Regions from separate parts of the Homo sapiens genome. Here region 1 is linked to region 2. The links are chromatin contacts, found by POLR2A ChIA-PET in ENCODE. All regions are on one chromosome and are shown on one strand. The core of a region is the stretch at or near the end of the contact, and the rest is flanking DNA. Distances in the headings are between cores, read along the strand shown.

What was found. ChIA-PET counts read pairs that join two places held with the same protein, here RNA polymerase II (POLR2A).
Region 1: POLR2A ChIA-PET joins it to region 2 with 10 read pairs in activated CD4-positive, alpha-beta T cell. The contact joins the enhancer-like site here to the promoter of SMO in region 2. POLR2A ChIA-PET finds 5 or more read pairs at or near these places in 2 of 52 experiments (HEK293 and activated CD4-positive, alpha-beta T cell).

Annotation. Positions count from the first base shown.
Region 1 is chr7:129,571,801-129,576,450 of GRCh38, reverse strand. No RefSeq gene overlaps it. Among named protein-coding and RNA genes, the nearest start is that of NRF1, 38 kb to the left of the region's middle. Within about 2 kb of position 1,715, at least 2 of the 41 ENCODE cell types and tissues checked have a DNase peak (open chromatin) inside an H3K27ac peak, as active enhancers do.
Region 2 is chr7:129,186,145-129,190,472 of GRCh38, reverse strand. SMO (smoothened, frizzled class receptor) reads right to left here and starts at 1,840. Exons shown (of 12, transcript NM_005631.5): 1 at 991-1,840. The coding sequence starts at 1,321. RefSeq lists silencers at 1,144-1,403, 1,634-1,903 and an enhancer at 2,533-2,622.

The DNA of each region.
Region 1 (4,650 bases), core at 466-2,965, 390 kb before region 2:
ATGCATCAGAATTTCCTTTCTTTTAAATTTTCCTTCCTTTTAGTGAATACTATTCAATTGTGTGTATATACCACATTTGTTTATCCATTCAGTGTTTTGAGAGTTCTTGCAGATCCTATTTCACTCCTTCATAATGTGCACTGTCAAGTACTTTCCTAGGAGGCCAAAGGCCTTATATGTTTCTTATTTATTGGGCAGAAGGACCAATTGGTGTGATTATCTTTTCTCAGGGACCACAAGCTGACCTCTGACACCTCCGGAGGCCAGAGGCCATGTCTTTGGTTGACTTGGTTTCTGGAAAGAAACACTTTCTTTCCAAGCCCTTTGGGATCTCAGCCCTGTTAGCTGGAAACATCCTTCTGGAGCTGGACTGGTCCATGGGGATCAGGAGCCTGCAGACATCTTGCTGGGCAGCTCCTGCCAAGGTGCTCGGGACGGTGTTTTTTCACATTCCCCACAAGGAGCTTCAGGTGTGCTGCCTTTTTTCACCCTGCCCTTCTTTTTGGGCTCCTGAGGCACAACCTTCTCTGTACCCACCCTCGGCTCCATCTTTTCAGATATTGCGTCACCCATGCACCTGGGGCCTTTGCTGAAGCTTTCACAGGGAAATCTGGGAACCTCAGCCTCGATTCTTCTACCTTCTTAAAAAAAACAAACGGCCAGGTGCGGTGGCTCATGCCTGTAATCTCAGCACTTTGGGAGGCTGAGGCAGATGGATCATCTGAAGTCAGGAGTTGGAGACCAGCCTGGCCAACATGGTGAAACCCTGTCTCTACTAAAAATACAAAATTTAGCTGGGCGTGGTGGAGGGTACCTGTAATCTCAGCTACTCGGGAGGCTGAGGGGCTGAGGTGGGAGAATTGCTGGAACCTGGAAGGCGGAGGTTGCAGTGAGCCGAGATCGCACCATTACACTCCAGCTCAGGTGACAACAGCAAGACTCCATCTCAAAAAAAAAAAAAAAAAAAAATAGTAAGAGAGCACCTTTATCAGGAAATACACACTGAACGTTTAGGGGTAAAGGAGCACCATTTCTCCCAGTTACAAACAGTTCAGAAAAAGATGCATCTGTATAAACATGTTCAGAGAGAGGATGACAAAATGAATGGGGTAAAATGTAGACAACTGGTGAATCTTGGTAAAAGGCTTATAGGAACTGCTTGTACTACAGTAACTTTTCTGTGTTTGAAGTTACATCAAAATTTAAAAATTACAAAAACAACAAAATTTCTCTTTTAGAAACAGTACTACTCCCCAAGAATTAAAAACAAAAGATTTTTTTTTAAACCTTTTTTTTTAAACATAATATTCCAAATTACAAAGCAGGTAATTTTCACATCTGTGCTCACCTTTGATGTTCCAGATATTTGTTGAGCCATTAAAAGATGGTGTCCCAGCCTTCAAGGCCTTGACGGTTTAGCAAAGAACACAAGAAGTATTGAGTGCCATCCACATCCATGCCAGGGCAGGGGATGATGTTCCAGTGGGAAGTGGTGGAGGGGGCCTGGAAAGTTCTTAAACTTCAGCTAGGTCTTGAAGAGTGAAAACATGGTGGAGGGGACCTGGAAAGTTCTTAAACTTCAGCTAGGTCTTAAAGGGTGAAAACATTAAGGAGGCAGATGCAAGGAGAGAGGACAGAAAGCAGGGCAATTCACTGGGGAGGGGAACAATGTCTGTTGAGGTGCCTATTATACACCAAACGCTGTGCCAGCAGCTGTCCTCTGTGGGGCTAGCAGCTGTCTTCTGACTTAGACCTTGGAAGTCAAATACGATGATCTCACTTTACCAGGAAGTCTTGGGTGTGGAGAGAAGCCAGTAACTTTCCCATTCAGGATGTGACTCTCCGAGTTCCAACCAGATGTGCTTAATTCCAAACCATGCTGCTCTGCTTCTATGCAGAGGAAATAGCCATTATTCTTGCCTCCATTTTGCAAATTGTTGTTGAGCTTCCTCAGTTTCCCCAAGGATCACTGTGTTGGAGACCATGAACAAGAATGGATATGAGAAAATGCAGTAAGCTCAAGGTGGATTGGCCCTCTCTAGGGACTCACCACTCCCTGCCAGGGTGGGAGTTAGGGCAGCCTACCAGAAGTCCACTTCTCTAGAATAAAATATACACGAGGTGCTTAGAACAACACCTGGCACATAAGAAGTGCTATATTCATGGTTACCCGTGTTATTATTATTATTATTATTAATTATTATTTTGAGACGAAGTCTCATGCCCAGGCTGGAGTGCAATGGCACAATCTTGGCTCACTACAAACTCCGCCTCCCAGGTTCAAGCAATTCTCCTGCCTCGGCCTCCTGAGTAGCTGGGATTACAGGCATGCACCACCTTGCCCAGCTAATTTTGTATTTTTAGTAGAGACGGAGTTTCTCCATGTTGGTCAGGCTAGTCTCGAACTCCCAGCCTCAGGTGATCCACCCACCTCGGCCTCCCAGAATGCTGGGATTACAGACATGAGCCACCACACCTGGCTAGTTGCCTGTGTTATTATCGGGAAACAATAGCAACTTCCCCATGGACCCAGCCACAGTGAAACATTTTCTAGATCAGAAACTGGCTCTCTGGCGAGGCCGAGGAAGGCAGATCACTTGAGGTCAGGAGTTTGAGACCAGCCTGGCCAACATGGTGAAACCCCATCTCTACTAGAAACACAAAAATTAGGCGGGCTTGGTGGTGCGTGCCTGTAGTCCCAGCTACTTGGGAGGCTGAGGCAGGAGAATTGTTTGAACTTGGGAGGCAGAGTTTGCAGTGAGGCAGAGTTTGCAGTGAGCTGAGATCGTGCCACTGCACTCCAGCCTGCGCAACAAAGTGAGACTCCATCTCAAAAAAAAAAGGAGGAACTGGCTCTCACCCTCAGCTCTGGCCTTTTAAGTGCTCTGTGTTCAGGAGTGGGTCCTTCTGGCTGAACCCTACTTGAAGAATTAATGGCTCCACAAGGAGGGCACTAAATCTTCTCCAGCTACACTGAAGATAAATGTACAGCTGACCTTGCAAATGTCTACTGCTGGAGAAAGGACCCTATGCGTGCCTGAGGTCCATAATAAGCGTAGGAAGTCTTACCCGGGTACAAGGTAGGGATCATTGTCTCTGCAGAATAGATTAGACTGAAAAAGCCTAAATAACCTATTCATTTCAGAGTAAGTGGTTGATCTGGGTTCTGAAACCAGTTATCCCTGGCTGACATTCATTCCACTAGACTGCACTGACCCCCTCTAATCCATGTCTTAATCCACTGTAAAAGCTTCACTCACAATAATGACAAGGACCCATGAAACCCACCTAGGTCTCTGCTGGCAGAATCTCAGGCAAAAGATAAGATTCCTTAGAATTACTTTAGAAGATTTTTTATGCTAATTTACAGCTATTCGCACCAATCAAGTGGATTTTCTTACTCTCTGAGAAAAATGGAGGATGATTAAATGCAATTTCCACTGCAGTACCAAGCAAGAGGGCCAGGAGAATAGCAGACCTGCATCTCTCCTGGAAATTTCTCCCTAAGTACAGCTACCACAGCCACCCAGGTTTTCCCAGGACAATCTCATTTTCAAATTGTGTCTAGTTACATTATCTTGCATTTTAATTTTTAAAATGCAGTCATTCTGAAGAAATGGAATTTAGGAAATATTTGTCAAGCACTCTGTAGGTACCAGGAATTTTTCTAATTGCTGTGGCTGCTAAGGTGAATAAGACCGACTTGTGGGGGAGACAAAAATGAGAGGCCCTTAAGTATCAGCCTCAAACTCTGCCTCTCTTCTAATATCCAACAACTATATCTTCTCCAACATCTCTCCATCCCCACTAGTCACCATTATCTCTTACTTGGGTAACTGTAACCTCTTCTATCTATTTCCCTTCCAATCCATTTTCCAGACTATTGCCACAGTAGTCCCCTTTTAATGCCTCCAAAGGCTGCCTTTGCTCTGCAAGATCAAAGGAGTTGGGACTTGATCAGGGCTCCTGTCAACCTCTCTGGTTTTGTATCTCACAGCCCACCACCACCCCCTTCTAAATTCCACAGGAATTAATTAATTAATTAATTAATTAATTTATTTATTTATTTATTGAGACAAGGTCTCACTCTGTCAACCAGGCTGGAGTGCAGTAGCGCAATCGCGGCTACACTACTCCTAGGCTCAGGCGATCCTTCCGCCTCAGCTTCCTGAGTAGCTGGGATTACAGGCATAGGCTATTGTACCTGGCCCAGAGAAATCTTGAGGTCCTTGAAAACATCCTTCTTTCTCCAGTCTCCAGGTGTGCATAGATTGCTGCCTGAAATGCCATTGCCTATACTTCTTTCTATCCCCAGTCTTCCTTGACTTGTAATGCAGCATATTGGAATTGACAAATTAGTTATTTCCTTCTCTAAACTCCAGTGTGATGGTGGAGACCAAGTCCTGTTCATCTTTGTACACCAGAGCCTCGGGCAGTGGCTGGAGGACCTGAGGTGCTCAGTCAATACTTGCTGGATGAACACATTAATGGGTGAATGCAGTGATGCTGCGGGGCTGTTAAAGGCAAACAGAAGAGGGATGCACGTTGAAATCCAAGGAAGAGAGAAGTTTCCCAAACTAGTCATTTCTTTATTTTGTGTTTATTTTTTTTTTCTTTCTTTATTTGGATTTCTGTTCCTGTGTTAAGTAG
Region 2 (4,328 bases), core at 591-3,090:
TTTTTCCCAGGACAGTTTTAGAATCATACTGGCTAGAAGCGAGGGCTGATAAGGCCAGCTCCCTTCCTCAGCACCCTCCAAGCCTCATCTAGAAAAGTGACAGGTGGGGGAGAGTATACTCCACACTGCTAAGGAAGGACATTTGGGTTCAGTGTGCAGTTTTTCAGACTCTGCCACTCCAGTGAGGGGGCTTTGGGACTTCAAACCACCATGGAAGTGTCCACAGGCTCTCAACACTCCAGACTTAAGCGTCCTTCCACAGCCCTGACCAGCCTCGGTAACCAAATTTCCAAAGAAAACACAAATAACTGTTAGAAAGGTCTTATTCCTTCATAACCTCCTGCATGCGTCAGAGGGCCGGTTTTTCAGATGCACAAACTGAATGAAATCTCCCGTGAAAGCCAGACAAGATCACAGTTCTCTAGGCTTCATTCCTGTCTCCCAAATCAAGATTTCCAGAACTTTCTGGTTACCTTTTAATAATTCATCACTAGGGAGGTTTCTTTTCCTTCAAAACTTCACTCGATCATGTCCCCCTACCCTTCCCTCCAAATGTCTAAACCTCTTCCTCCGTCATCCCTCCCCTTTTCCTCTCCAACTCCAATTTCCCCAGGGTCTTCAACACCTCCTTGAATCCCCCGGCACCCTGCTTCCAGAATAGGTGGAGCATCTCCTCTTCTTACAAAATGTCTTTTCCCGTGGCTTAGAGCCACCTCCTCACGGGCCCCTCATCCCCGCCATCCTTTGCTCACCCACCAGCTCAGGCCCTTTGTGACCCGCTTCGTCAACTTCCTTGCCCTCCTTTTCCCATGACCGAGGGTCCCATCCTGCACGTAACCTGCCCCCAAAGTTTCGGGATCTGTCCCTCCAACTCTCCCGGGTGCTGTCCCCGCCCTCTCCAAAACTCAGGCCTGAGCCTGTTCTTTCCAAGGGTGCCCCCATCTTACCGCGGCACCTCCCGCCCCCCAGACCCGGCTCCGCCGCACTTACCCGACCAGAGCACGAGCTTGCCGTGCGCTTCCTCCTGGGAGTCCGAGTCTCCGGCCAGCAGTGTGGAGGTGGCCCCGTAGGGCAGCACCGAGCCCAGGCACACGTTGTAGCGCAGCGGCTCGCAGGGGGCAGCCCGGCCGCAGTGGCTCAGCGGCGGCGGAGGGCCAGTCACCGCCGCGCTCCTCCTCGCGCTCCCGCCCGCGCTCCGAGGCCCAGGCCCGGTCGCGTTCCCGCTCGAGGCCGCCCCCCGGCCCGGGTCCCCCAGCAGCAGCAGCAGCAGCAGCCCCAGGAGCGGGAGCTCCGGCCCCCGCGCTGGGCGGGCAGCGGCCATGGCCAACCCCGCCAACTCAGCAAAAGCCCCGGCGCCCCCGCCTGCTCCTCGGAGCCCCCCGGCCACACGCACGACCTCGGCGGCCGCGGAGGCGGCTCAGGCGACCTGTGCGCCCAGAGAATCCGGGCCCGGGCCCCCCCGGACGCTCCGCGCGCCCCGGCCCCTCGGCGCCCAACTTCGCAAACTTTGGAACCCGGGGCCCATGTTGGGCTGCGGAGGCCCGGAACGGGATGCACGACTCCCCAAGCCCTAGCCTCGCAATCCAAGTTGTCTTCAGCCCTAGGAGACCCCTGGGCCCCCAATCCCCAGCCCCATTCCCTCTCCCACCATTAAAGCCACCTCCCCGCCCCGCGAGGGAGGCCAGACGCGGGCCGGGGGTGCGAGTGCAGCTCCGGCTCCGCCCCCGCGCCAGCCCGCGGCCCAGCAGCCACCTTCGCCCCAGCGCGCCGCAGCCCCCCGAACTCTCCCCGCCGGCGACCCGGCTCCTTTGTTGCTCTAGCTCGCTGGGCTCTCTGGAATGCACGGGCCTCGCGGAGCCAAGCCCGGCCCCCCTGCGCCGAGGCTGGGGGAGGGACTGGACGAAGGAGCGGAGAGGTGGGGAGGGGAGGCGAGAGAGGAAGAGCGCGAGCGTCAGCGTCCCTGGCGCCTGGAGGGGCCCGGGCTAGGGGGATCTGGTGACCCCGCCTGCCGCCGCCCCGCGCCCGGGGGAAAGAGATGAGTGGAAATCGTGGGCCGGACCTGCAAGGAGAGACTCGGCGGGCACCTTGCTTGGTCTGAGGTCGTCTGCAGGAAGCGGACTTTTCTCCTGGCTCAGGATGGGAAAGACAGGGGATGCCTGAAGTCAACGGGGACTTCTGTTCCATCTCTGCCCCGTTCTCCAGGCCCGCCAGTTTTTCCTGCTTTGGTTAGATTTTCCAACGTATCCCGGGGCCCCATGGAGAAGAACCTGGGTTTGGGGTTTGCGCTTCTCCAAATCCTTCCAGCTCGGGACCTTTGAGAGAGACGACCTCAGAGTCACTCACGGCAGCTGCTCTGGCTGCTGTTACCTGCGGGAACAGGTGTCTGGGAAATAAACTTGCCAACATCAAGCCTTTACTGCTACAAATATGTGAAGTCTGAACTGTGGTTCCCAGGGACTGGCCTTGGTTATGTGAGAAGGAAACCAGTCCTTCTTTGATGGCCCTGCTGCTCATCTGCTCTGGGAGGTTTCTGCTGCTCCTCTTCCCCACTCTGCTCATTTTGCCTTTCCTCACTCCTTTGAGCATCACACTTTTGGTCACCACACTTAATTTCCCACTTCAGCAGTTTACACCTGCACAACCAAGTATAACCCAGCATAACCACAAGGCTCCAAACAGGAGAGTAGACTTGCACTGAGCAACTTTTTCCTTGTTGCTGATCGGGCTGCACACCAGGGTGGGTTTTCCTTTCTTACCCCTGGAAGACTTGCTCATGGCCTAGCGGTAGTGGACTAGTTCTGTTACTTTGGACAGTTTAAGTGCATATTAGTTATTGCACTTCAACTATATCAATTGGAGAGAGAGAGAGAATTTAATTCAATTTAGCAAGTCTTTCTGAAATTCCAGCATGTACATAGCACAGAGACATCCTGGAGGAACCTGTAGACTTCCATTTTCCTGTGGATACATGGCTTGCTCTCAGGAAACATAGCATGACAGAACAGCAACGTTCCCTCCTTCAGGTCAGGGACCTTATCTCATTCTCTTAGTGTTCACAAAACATCTAGTTCACTTGAGCATACATAGTAATCACTTGATAAATAAGCTGCCAAAATGAGATGTACCGTGAGTATGCTATAGGAATAGGGGACAGAGGTCAGTGTGGATAGAAGTGGAGGAGGTGGGTTTTGAATCCAGGACTAAAGTGTGAGTAGGAGGAGTTAGAATAAGGACATAGATAAGTAGGGAAACTGATTGGTAAGAAGCCTCAAATAACACACAGAATTAAGGGTCAATTCTCTTGATAGTAAGGAAATCTCAAAGTTTTGACTAGGGGAATGATATTAATCTTTACTGGTTAATATTAGGTGATATGGTTTGGATCTGCATCCCCACCCAATCTCATGTTGAATTGTAATCCTCAGTGTTGGAGGTGAGGCCTGGTGGGAGGTAACTGGATCACGGAGGCAGTTTCTCATGAATGGTTTAGCACCATCCTCCTCGTGCTGCTCTCACGATAATGAGTGAGTTCTCACGAGGATTGTTTAAAGGGTTTGGCACCTCCCCGCTTCTTCCTCCTGCTCCTGCCATGTAAGATGTCTCGCTCCCCCTTTGCCTTCCACCATGATTAGAAGTTTCCTGAGGCTTCTCCAGGAGCAGAAGCTGCTATGATTCCTGTATAGCCTGCTGAACTGTGACCCAATTAAACTTCTTTTCTTTATAAATTACCCAGTCTGAGGTATTTTTTTTTTTTTTCAGACGGAGTCACGCTCTGTCGCCCAGGCTGGAGCACAGTGGTGTGATCTCAGAGCACAGCAGTGTGATCTCGGCTCACCTCAACCTCCACCTCCCAGGTTCAAATGATTATCCTGCCTCAGCCTCCTGAGTAGCTGGGATTACAGGCACATGCCACCACGCCAGGCTAATTTTTGTATTTTTAGTAGAGACGAGGTTTCACCATGTTGCCCCGGCTGGTCTCAAATTCCTGACCTCAAGTGATCCACCCACCTCAGCCTTCCAAAGTGCTGTGATTACAGGTGTGAGCCACTGCACCTGACCAGTCTCAGGTATTTCTTTATAGCAATGCGAGAACAGACTAATACATAAGGCAACATGAGGATGGCATGAAGTGCAAGAGGCTGGAGACAAGGGACCATTTTAAGGAAAGTCTCTGGTGACTTATGGAAGAAGTGAAACTAGACTATGTCATCAGGGCATAATATTCCTACTGGAAAAATAATTTGAAATGTTATGACCTACTTCAGTTATTTCTTTCTGTGACATAATAAAATGGCTGTTATAACATGTCTAAGTCCAAGCTGTAGAGA